Regions from separate parts of the Mus musculus genome. Here region 2 is linked to region 1. A link is a loop called in an ENCODE intact Hi-C map of the cell type or tissue named here. Cell type or tissue: left cerebral cortex. All regions are shown on one strand. Each heading gives the region's core, and the rest is flanking DNA. Links, peaks and the distances in the headings are about the cores only.

Region 1 (5,396 bases), core at 166-5,165:
AATGAAGAACCTCCATACTAATACTCAAAACCTGTATGAATTCATATTTCCTCTTATGAGAACTTTCATGTTGATCTGAACCAAATCTTGAAATCACTTCCTTGATAAATAAAACTCTGTACAACCTAATCTCAAACTACTCTCCCTTCTCTTCATGAGCCTCGTTAGTATTCTTTCCCAATCTTCAGATATGACAACCTTTATAATTATAATTGTAGCACTGTGGTTGGTCGTTCTGCTTGCTAGAACATTCTTATGCCTTTTGGGCATGAGTGACATCTTAGCATCCTACATTCTCACAGAAGGTTTTTTTTCTGACTATTAAACTTAAACTACTGCCTTTACCATGCAATATTTTGTGGTCTTCTTTTAATATATTTACAATAGGTTGAATAATAATACCATACATCTTCACATATGCATCTTCAAAGCCTATGAATATGTTATCTTATATGTTTAATGATTCTTTGAAGATATGATTAAATTAGCACCAAATTTGGAGGCAGGAATATGATTCTGAATTCAATGGGCGTTTCACTATAAGGCAGAGGCAGAGAAGCAAAAGTCAAGGGGAAGTTTGTAAGATCCTATGCTGTTGGATTTGAAGATGGAGTAAGGGTTCATGAGCAAATGATTGCAAGTAATCTTTGGATCTAGAAAAGTGTGGGAAAGAAATTTTCCACTAGATTCTCTGAACAGTGCACCCTTACTGTTGCTTTTACTTAGGACTTCTGACCTCCAGAAACAATAAAGTTTTGTGAGTTTATATAGTAGAAGCATAATGAAAGTATACACATTTTCACAACTGTAAAAAGACTGTTGCTGTAACAGAAAACAAACAATTTATAAGCGGCTTGAGAACTGAGCAATGAGTAGAGAATGAAGGGATTTCAGGGGTAAGTAATGGTAGATCCAAAAACTCCAACCTGATAAGTTCTTGCTCCTTTAGTTAACAATATGTGACTAGAATGTTATAAACTCAAGAAAATTTTGAACAAACAAAAAATTTCATATGATGAAATGGGAAGTTCTCAGCCTATCCAGATTGAAAACTAAACTAAACTTAAAATATTGAATGTCAGGGATTCTTTCCCTGGGAGAAAAGCAAAAATAAGTTTGGATGACATATTGCTAGTACCTTGAAAGAATCAAGGCCCAGAGCAATAAATCACACGGAAGAGATGAGCCATGCGCTCATGAGTTCTCTCAGACCTCTAAAGATACACTAGGAACATATATAAGATCATCCAAAAAACTATCATGAAGAACTTCCCTGTCCAATGAGTGGCATCTATGAGATGCTGTGAAATGCCTAGAAGTTCTTGAGAATGTTGCATCAGCAGAAAAACTGCCATTTTGGAATATAAATGAAAATGAAAGAATAAAATGTACAGGAAATACTGAAGCTCTCGTAATTCTACAGTTATTAAGTCATTCATAAAATTTCTATGTTGCATTCCCTTTTTATCATTCACGATAAAGGGTGGATCATTGAGGAAGCATAGTCACCAGATCCAACAGTAAATAAGACATGTGATAGAGTACTGAGGCTAGAATGTGTGACAAATCCTTACAATGGCAATGGGATCTAATTCCTCACCAACAGTGAGCTCTGTTAAAGATCATACTTGACTTAATCAAGTAAGCACCACACGCTTACTTACTATGCTAATGAGTGTGACATGTTCACATGTACAAGTAAGTGAAGATGTGACAGCCTAACACTTACAAACAGTTCTCATGTATAATTTTCTAAGTATTTCTGTACATCTCTAAGTGGTACAGAAAAACATCTTACCATTACAGAAATGCCTACAACATTATATTATGCTAAATAATATATTGTCAAACGAGTAATTACATGTAACATTAATATTTAATCCTAAGACACCTCAAGTTTGGCTAAGATATAGAGACAAATAATTGACACAACACCATATCAGAACACTGATCCATATTTTGTGTGTCATAAAAGTTGATGAGATTAGTTAATATTAATTATCAAAAATCATTGGATCTTTCATTGCTGATATGCCAATTTTTTATAATAGAGTTTTAGAACCAGATTTTTCTGTTGGGTGGTAACCAGAAATAACCTGAAACTTACATAATTTTAAACCTTTCCATTCTTCCCCCAAAATATATGTTTAACCAGGTCTGTGAGTCCAGCTTGATTTTCCAAATCTACTAGCTCCATCTGTGGGTCACTATTTAGAAATGCTGCTGAATTTTGTATATAAAAATTACACCTAGTAATTCCAAATCAGGCCTATCATGAAGTAGATAGATGATAGACATATTGAAAGATAGATAGATAGATAGATAGATAGATAGATAGATAGATAGATAGGTAGATAGATAGATAGATAGACACACAGACAAATAAATGATAGACATATAAACAGGTGTACAGATGGACACACAGATAGATGATTGACGATAGATTGATAGATAGATAGATAGATAGATAGATAGATAGATAGATAGATAGATAGATAGATGATAGATAGATAGATAGATAGATAGATAGATAGATAGATGATAGATAGATAGATAGATAGATAGATAGATAGATAGATAGATAGATAGATAGATAGATAGATAGATCTGCATGCTGCCCCACTGATAAAATCATGTAGTTGTGAAAAGTGATGTGACAGAAGGTTCAATTAATTTATAACATGCATGGGAACTTTTTTCTAAGTATATAGAAAACTGTATTTTAATAAAGAATTGGTTTTGATTTCTTACATTTTAAAGAATCAGATCAAAAGAAACCACACTAGGAGTCCATTGACAGATAAAAAGATAAGAACAATGTGATACATACAAGAATAAAGTTTTGGAGGTTGTAATAAAATGGGTGCAACTGGAGGTCATCATGTTGAAGTACTTAAGTTGATTGCAGTAAGACTAGAATCATGTTTTCTCTCAATTGCAGTTCTTGAATTTTATATAGATATATGAAATCATGAACAAATATCCCATAAAAATGAGTAAATCTGTCTAGGATGACAAAGGGAACCAACAGGAGGGTGGAGGAGAGGGAAGAAAAACAGAAAGCATGAGAGAGAATATGCTCAACAAACAATATATATGTGCAAGAGCTTGCAAAACAGAAATATATGACTAAAAACTGCAAATAGCTATTTAGAAAAGTTGTGTTCAGATATTTTCTCATTAAATTATTTCTTTCTCTTTTTAGATAATAAATTACATAATTTCTCACTTCTATTTCCTCCCTCCAAACCTTCTCAGATATCTCCTTGTTTTCTGTCAGATTCATGACCTCTTTTGTCATTAATTGATGTTGCATCTATATGTGTGTGTGTGTGTGTGTGTGTATGAGAGAGATATAGAGAGAGAATATATATGTATGTGTATGTTTATGTATATATATATACATATATATATACATGTATATATATATATATATATATATATATATATATATATATATATATATATATATATATATTCCTAAATATAACCTGCTCAGTCTGCACAATGTTACTTGTATGTATGTTTGCAAAGCTGACCATTTGGTATTGGATAAGAAAACAAAATCTGTTTCTGTTTGGGTGTTGCTGATTTTCTTTTTTTATTTTTTCAATTTTTTATTAAGTATTTAGCTCATTTACATTTCCAATGCTATACCAAAAGTCCCCCATACACACACCCCCAATCCCCTACCCACCCACTCCCCCTTTTTGGACCTGGCTTTCCCCTGTACTGAGGTATATAAAGTTTACAAGTCCAATGGGCCTCTCTTTGCAGTGATGGCCGACTAGGCCATCTTTTGATACATATGCAGCTAGAGACAAGAGCTCTGGGGTACTGCTTAGTTCATATTGTTGTTCCACCTATAGGGTTGCAGTTCCCTTTAGTTCCTTGAGTGCTTTCTCTAGTTCCTCCATTGGGGGCCCTGTGGTCCATTCAATAGCTGACTGTGAGCATCCACTTCTGTGTTTGCTAGGCCCTGGCATAGTCTCACAAGAGACAGCTATATCTGGGTCCTTTCAGCAAAATCTTGCTAGTGTATGCAATGGTGTCAGCGTTTGGAAGCTGATCATGGGATGGATCTCTGGATATGGCAATCACTAGGTGGTCCATCCTTTCGTCACACTTCCAAATTTTGTCTCTGTAACTCCTTCCATGGGTGTTTTGTTTCCTATTCTAAGAAGGGGCAAAGTGTCCACACTTTGGTCTTCGTTCTCTTGAGTTTAATGTGTTTAGCAAAGTATATCTTATATCTTGGGTATCCTAAGTTTCTGGGCTAATATCCACTTATCAGTGAGTACATATTGTGAGAGTTGTGATTGGGTTACCTCACTCAGGATGATGCCCCCCAGGTCCATCCATTTGGCTAGGAATTTCATAAATTCATTCTTTTTAATAGCTGAGTAGTACTCCATTGTGTAAATGTACCAGATTTTCTGTATCCATTCCTCTGTTGAGGGGCATCTGGGTTCTTTCCAGCTTCTGGCTATTATAAATAAGGCTGCTATGAACATAGTGGAGCATGTGTTCTTCTTACCCGTTGGGACATCTTCTGGATATATGCCCAGAAGAGGTATTGCTGGATCCTCCGGTAGTACTATGTCCAATTTTCTGAGGAACCGCCAGACTGATTTCCAGACTGGTTGTACAAGCTTGCAATCCCACCAACAATGGAGGAGTGTTCCTCTTTCTCCACATCCTCACCAGCATCTGCTGTCACCTGAATTTTTGATCTTAGCCATTCTGACTGGTGTGAGGTGGAATCTCAGGGTTGTTTTGATTTGCATTTCCCTGATGATTAAGGATGTTGAACATTTTTTCAGGTGCTTCTCTGCCATTCGGTCTTCCTCGGGTGATAAATCTTTGTTCAGTTCTGAGCCCCATTTTTAATGGGGTTATTTGATTTTATGGAGTCTACCTTCTTGAGTTCTTTATATATATTGGATATTAGTCCCCTGTCTGATTTGGGATAGGTAAAGATCCTTTCCCAATCTGTTGGTGGTCTTTTTGTCTTATTTACGGTGTCTTTTGCCTTGCAGAAGCTTTGCAATTTTATGAGGTCCCATTTATTGATTCTAGATCTTACAGCACAAGCCATTGCTGTTCTATTCAGGAATTTTTCCCCTGTACCCATTTCTTCGAGGCTTTTCCCTACTTTCTCCTCTATAAGTTTCAGTGTCTCTGGTTTTATGTGGAGTTTCTTAATCCACTTAGATTTGACCTTAGTACAAGGAGATAGTACTGGATCAATTCGCAATCTTCTACATGATAACAGCCAGTTGTGCCAGCACCATTTGCTGATTTTCTTTAATCTCAAAAAGTTCTCTCTCTCTCTATATATATATATATATATATATTATATTTATATATACATGCAGACAAATACATATATATGT
Region 2 (5,396 bases), core at 328-5,327, 580 kb before region 1:
GTGACTGGGACCGTGCAGGAAACTCCAGGAGCTTCCCCTAAGTGGGTTTGAGACAGCTGGCACATTAGAAAGCCCAGATCAACAGCTGAATTAAATTGCCCTTCATTTCTAGAGTTGGGTGTGTTGAAATCATGGCTTTGGATCTCTTAGATTATAGGCTGAGTTGGAAGAGTTTGGCAAGATAAAAACAGAGAGAGTACTTTGCCCCTCTCTAAGATTCCACCTCAAGTCCAGTCTGCCCTCTACCCGCCTTGTCATACCCTTAGTGCCAGGTTTGATGTATGATATAATACCAGGGAGATAGAAATATCTGCACGTTTATCCCAAGCTTAAGTATGAACCAAAGTGTGCAGTTAGAATTATAAGGTGAAGCTTTCAGGGTATTGCTTCTCACAGGACTCTACAGAATCTACTTAAATAAGGGTGTGGATGTCTCACATAGAAACAACAGATGTTGTGAAAGGCAAAGGTAGAAGTAAACATAAATGTTAAATTTCTATTATGGATGAAAACTTTCCATGAAGTTCTGTAAAGATACTAGCAACACTGCACTCTAAGGACAAGTAAAGGGGGCAACTCTGGGATTTTTTTTTCTGCCCTCTAAGGAGTCAGCTTGCAGGCAGATTCTCGCCTATCTCCCTTTGATTCCAGAGTGAGCCTCGGAGCCTCTTTAGTAAAAGAGGTTTCTTGACTTTCAAGATCAATGAGAAGTCCTGTGCTGGTGGTATCTTCCGTAAGAACCCCAGAATCCATATCAAGACAAGTTCCAGAGAATTATGTGGTAGCATTTACCCCTAAGGATAATAAACAGAAACTGTCCAAAGTCAAGCCCATATGTGAAGTGACATTGCTGGAGCCATCACATAGGCACGGGAACTTTTGTTTCCCAGCTGTGTGTTTCCCACAACTCCATTAAAGCCCCTCTGTCTCTTCAACTCATCGCTCATTGAGAAACGTCAAGGACTTGACTTGAATACAGGACTGTGGGCTTGTGAATATTTTCTTTATGGTTATTTCAAACCATATGGCTAATGCCTAACTACAATGGTTAATCTCTCAACAAACCTGTCCACAAAAGGACAAAAATGATTGCTGACAAAGCATGCAAACATTTCTAAAGTTTTCCTTTAATTAAAATTGCTGGTAATAGAAACACATGTTTAAGTTATGTTATACATGAGAAGTTACATACATGAGCATTATCACTGAAGCATAGAAGCTCTGGCTTAAAAATCCTATAGCTTTATTTGGAGAAAGAAAAACAAAAGCTCTCTAAATATAATACTAGATTCTAGTTTATTCTGGTGGAGAAAAATGCATCTTTTGGTTAAATCTTTACAGTGTCATGTTATCAAGATAGTTACTGCACCAAGACAAACTAGTTTATAACAATGAAAAACTTCTTTTCTTCAAAGCCACAGCCTTCAGACCTATTTAATAGTTTTTTTTAAAGAGGAAAAGACATTTGACACTCGTGTCTGAGACATACAGCAATTTGCATGAATATTAAGCTGTGATTCAGCAACTTTCCCTCCTGCTTCAATAACCCCACTTTAAACACTGAAGAGTTTGAATCTGTAAGTTTCCACCCATTGGCTTTTACTTTTAGAAGGCTGATACATATTTATCCCAGCAGTAGGAAAATATTTAAAGCTCTTTATATTACATGTGCAGAGTTCCATTACAATTGTCAACTAACTCAAAGGTTAGACTCATGCACTTAGGCTAACTGTCAAATTGCCTGCGAATCACAAAATGAGGACGAGTCTCAAATTTGCTGTCTACTTTGAAAGACTGGAGGGAGACCTGGAATTACCATATGCACTAAAACTTTAATCAGAAGAATCACTGCTGAACTCTGAAGTCCCTCTCTGCTGCGTCTCACACAGTGAAAAAGACTTTCTCAGTTAAAATGAATATTGCAACAAAGATTTTCCATATGTAAAGAAGAAACTGCAAGCACCTACCTGTAAGTAGGTGAGGTGGTTGGCTGGTTAGAAAAGAGAACTAAAAACTGGTTTTACCTGCAGCAAGCACCATGCAGACTCCTCCTCCAGCCTACTCGCTTTTGGAATAGGGTGCCTTCTTGCCAGAGCAGGTAAACAGCTGGGAAGAAGTGGCTGTCTCCAACTAGATGTGACAGCTGCGTGTTAGCGCGGAAACTGGGATCCTCTTGCTCCTTCAATAAATCAGGCAGAGGCTGCCGGTCTCAGCTCCGGAAACAGGAGATACTGCGATTGCTCATGCTCATGCCGCTTCACTTGAGGGGAAAGCGATGTGTGTGTGTGTGTGTGTGCACCAACTGCCAGCTTTAGGCTGAGCCGATGTGTTCTGCATACTCAAAAGGCTCGTGCTGGGTGGCTGCTTTTCCACAAAGACCCCCAGCCTTTTAGGGGAGGATTCATCCTCACTGACCTTGCTGCTGGGAATTCAGGCTGAAGTGAATGGCTCACTCTTCAATAGATTCAACAATCAATCAAATAAAGGAGATTGGATCAGTCTAAGATAGAGAAAGTACTCACTCTGGAAGCACCAAATTAAAAAAAAAAAGAAGAAAATCTCTGTTCAACATTTTACACCTGGAATTGATTTTTTTCCCTTTAATTTCCTGTCATGACCACCAAGCCTAATTGATGAGTGTCAAAGTTTCAACTTTCTGTGTTCTTTGCAGAGGCAACTCGGGGTCTTATCTAGAAACCAATTCAAACCACTCAATGCGCAGAGATCAGCACGTCGGGATTGAGTAGCTACAAGCAAATTGTGGTGGTTGAACTAACTTCTTAAACTAGATATCCCTTGTTCATCTCTGTATTAATTAGAAGAATGTCTACTAAGACATTTTACCATTATACATTATGTAACTGTAAGCAAGTCCCTTAAGCCTAAGAAGCTTCATATGAATATATGAAGCATAAGAGTGGGATATCTATAATGAGACACCTATGCAAGGCACAGGTGAAAAGTGCTGTGTATATTAGGAAGGGTTAACTACGAAGATACAGATTAAAATGATAATAATAATGAATGTCCACAAGTAATGTTCAAAGCCCTATTACATTAGTTCGATTCTTTGTGCTGTGATAAAACAACCTGGGGAAGGAAAGGTTCATTTCCACACACAGGACCCGTTTCATCCGTCAGGGAAGCCAAAGCAGGAACGTAGAAACAGAACTGTGGAGGGAACTAGCTCACTTGTTCCTGACTTGCTCAGTTACATTTCTTACACAGCCTCAGGCCTCTGAACAGAGATGGCACCACCCCAGTAGGCTGTTCCCATCTCCTTCAACTAGCAATCAAGAAAATGACTCACAGACGTGCCCATAGGTCAATCTAAAGGAGACAGTTCGTCGACTGAGGTTGCCTCTTCCCATGTCTTTCAAGGTGAAAAATTCAGCTAACTCTGCCAACTATGAAACACAAACCTTTCAAAGTTTATACGCTGAGTGACATGAGAAAGTTTCTCCGCTGTTCTCTCTAACCTTGCTGTGATTTCAGTCTGGTGCTCATCTATCTTAAAACTCAGATAAATTGATCTGGAAAAAGAGATCCACTATGCATGTTTTTCTCCCTTCAAAAATAGAAATCAAAGTCAACAAAGCAATTTCACCTTCAATGCAGGACAAGGAAAGAAAAATAGAGATCAGGAGGTTGATAGAGTTAGTCATGGAGTGCCTGGCTCCTGGAGCTTTCTCTGTAATGAGGATGGTGATAATGGTCACCATGGAAAGTAGAACTTTTTGTAGCCCACGCTGGGAGGCAGCACTTCTGAGGTGCTTACTATGTGGCACAGGCACCACTGGGACCATATCCCACATGCTGATATTGTAGTACAGAAGCACTGGGTGCAATTTTTAAGTGAGTTTTAGACCTTAGAGCATAGTACAGGAAAATCAGTGGCTAACAATCTTCCAAGGGGCCATTGTTTTATATAAATTTCTGTAAATATAGCTTAGCAGATCTAAGCTTAGCAGGTCATGATCTCTTTGGGGTTCAATGACTTTCAAAGGGCTCAACTAAGCTTATTGAAAAAAAACACAGATACTAACATTATGATTTATAAGAGTAGCAAAATTACAGGTATGAAGTAGTAGCAAAATTAATCTTATGGTTGGGGCCACCACAACGTGAAGAATTATATTAAAGGGTCACAGCATCAGGAAGGTTAAGAACCACTGAGATAGTTTAAGAAAAATAAAACTAACAAAACAAACAGAAAACAAACAGAAACACCTGTACTTTTTAGCTGGAAATAACTTCAAATACAAATATCTTGAACATAATATGAAAACTTTTCATGCTATGCACTTATTTATTATTAACATTTACGATACTGCCTATACTACAGTTTTGTCTGGGAGAAAGAGCAACAGACAAAGAGAGATAGAGCATTTCTAGAGCATTTTGAGACTAAGAAACATACACTATGTCTCTATTAGTTATTTGTGTATATGTTTTATAAACATGAAGCTATGTCTACTGACCCGGTCTGTGGGTCAGTCAACGGGGTCTGCAAGAGAAAGACTGGGGACACAGGGGCAAGAGACTCAAAGAATGGAGACAAGACAGGCTATCTGATCAAGAAACTATTATCAAGTCTCAAGTCTCAAGTTTTGTTTATTGGAAGGCAATTATGGGTATATAAGCACAAGCTGGGGAGTGCAACTGGAGACACTTAACCACAAGTCCATAGTGTATAGAAGAAAAACAAGATGTTATCAGAATGTGTTCAGCTGTGGTGGGCATCTTACAAAAACATCATGCTAGGAACAAAAGGTCTCTCGTCAGGGTGGGAAAGTCCCACCTGTAAGTAAGTAGCCCAAGATGGCTGCAGAGATGACAGCCACTTTCTGTTAGGAGTCAACTCCCAACAGTCTACATATAATAACATCTTAATAAATCTCAATAAATTTAGCAATAATGTTATAATATCATTAACTATTCTACCTTTCAGTTTGCTACTTGACAAAATAATGTATTTCTCTGTATACGATGTTATCTAGCATAGGGATAGGGGTTCTATTTACTTATACTCTCTCCACAAATATTTATTTTCATCAGTTAAATGGTTTTGTGTGTATGGAGAACTATAGTCTAACTTGATGTATAAACAGACTGTTACCTACCACCATAACCAAAATTAAGCAGGCATATATGTTCATATCTCTCTCATACACATAGATACACTATCTATATCTATCCTCTATCTCGTCTTTCTATCATTTATAATATGTCATATCTCTCGCTCACTTATGTCTCTGTCTCTGTCTCTCTCTCTCTGTCTCTCTCTCTCTCTCTCTCTCTCTCTATTTATATATATATATATATATATATATATATATATATATATATATATATCACTCGCACACATAGAGGGAAAAAGAAAGAAAGAGAATACA

Evidence for each region. Peaks named below come from ENCODE experiments on the same cell type or tissue, not always from the same donor. Only the 100,000 strongest peaks of a DNase experiment are listed, where the experiment ranks them.
Region 2: a loop joins it to region 1, with 17 times the contacts of the local background. A loop is called at or near these places in 6 of 42 quality-filtered maps.

Annotation. Positions count from the first base shown.
Region 1 is chr7:93,460,363-93,465,758 of GRCm38, reverse strand. No RefSeq gene overlaps it. Among named protein-coding and RNA genes, the nearest start is that of Gm15501, 280 kb to the right of the region's middle. In left cerebral cortex, for the core only: a CTCF peak has its summit at 2,186; a DNase peak (open chromatin) is centred at 2,162.
Region 2 is chr7:94,039,530-94,044,925 of GRCm38, reverse strand. Gm32647 (a long non-coding RNA gene) reads right to left here and starts at 2,430. Exons shown (of 6, transcript XR_869798.1): 1 at 1,968-2,430. In left cerebral cortex, for the core only: no CTCF peak of the experiment used is centred there; a DNase peak (open chromatin) is centred at 2,227; H3K4me3 peaks cover 569 bases.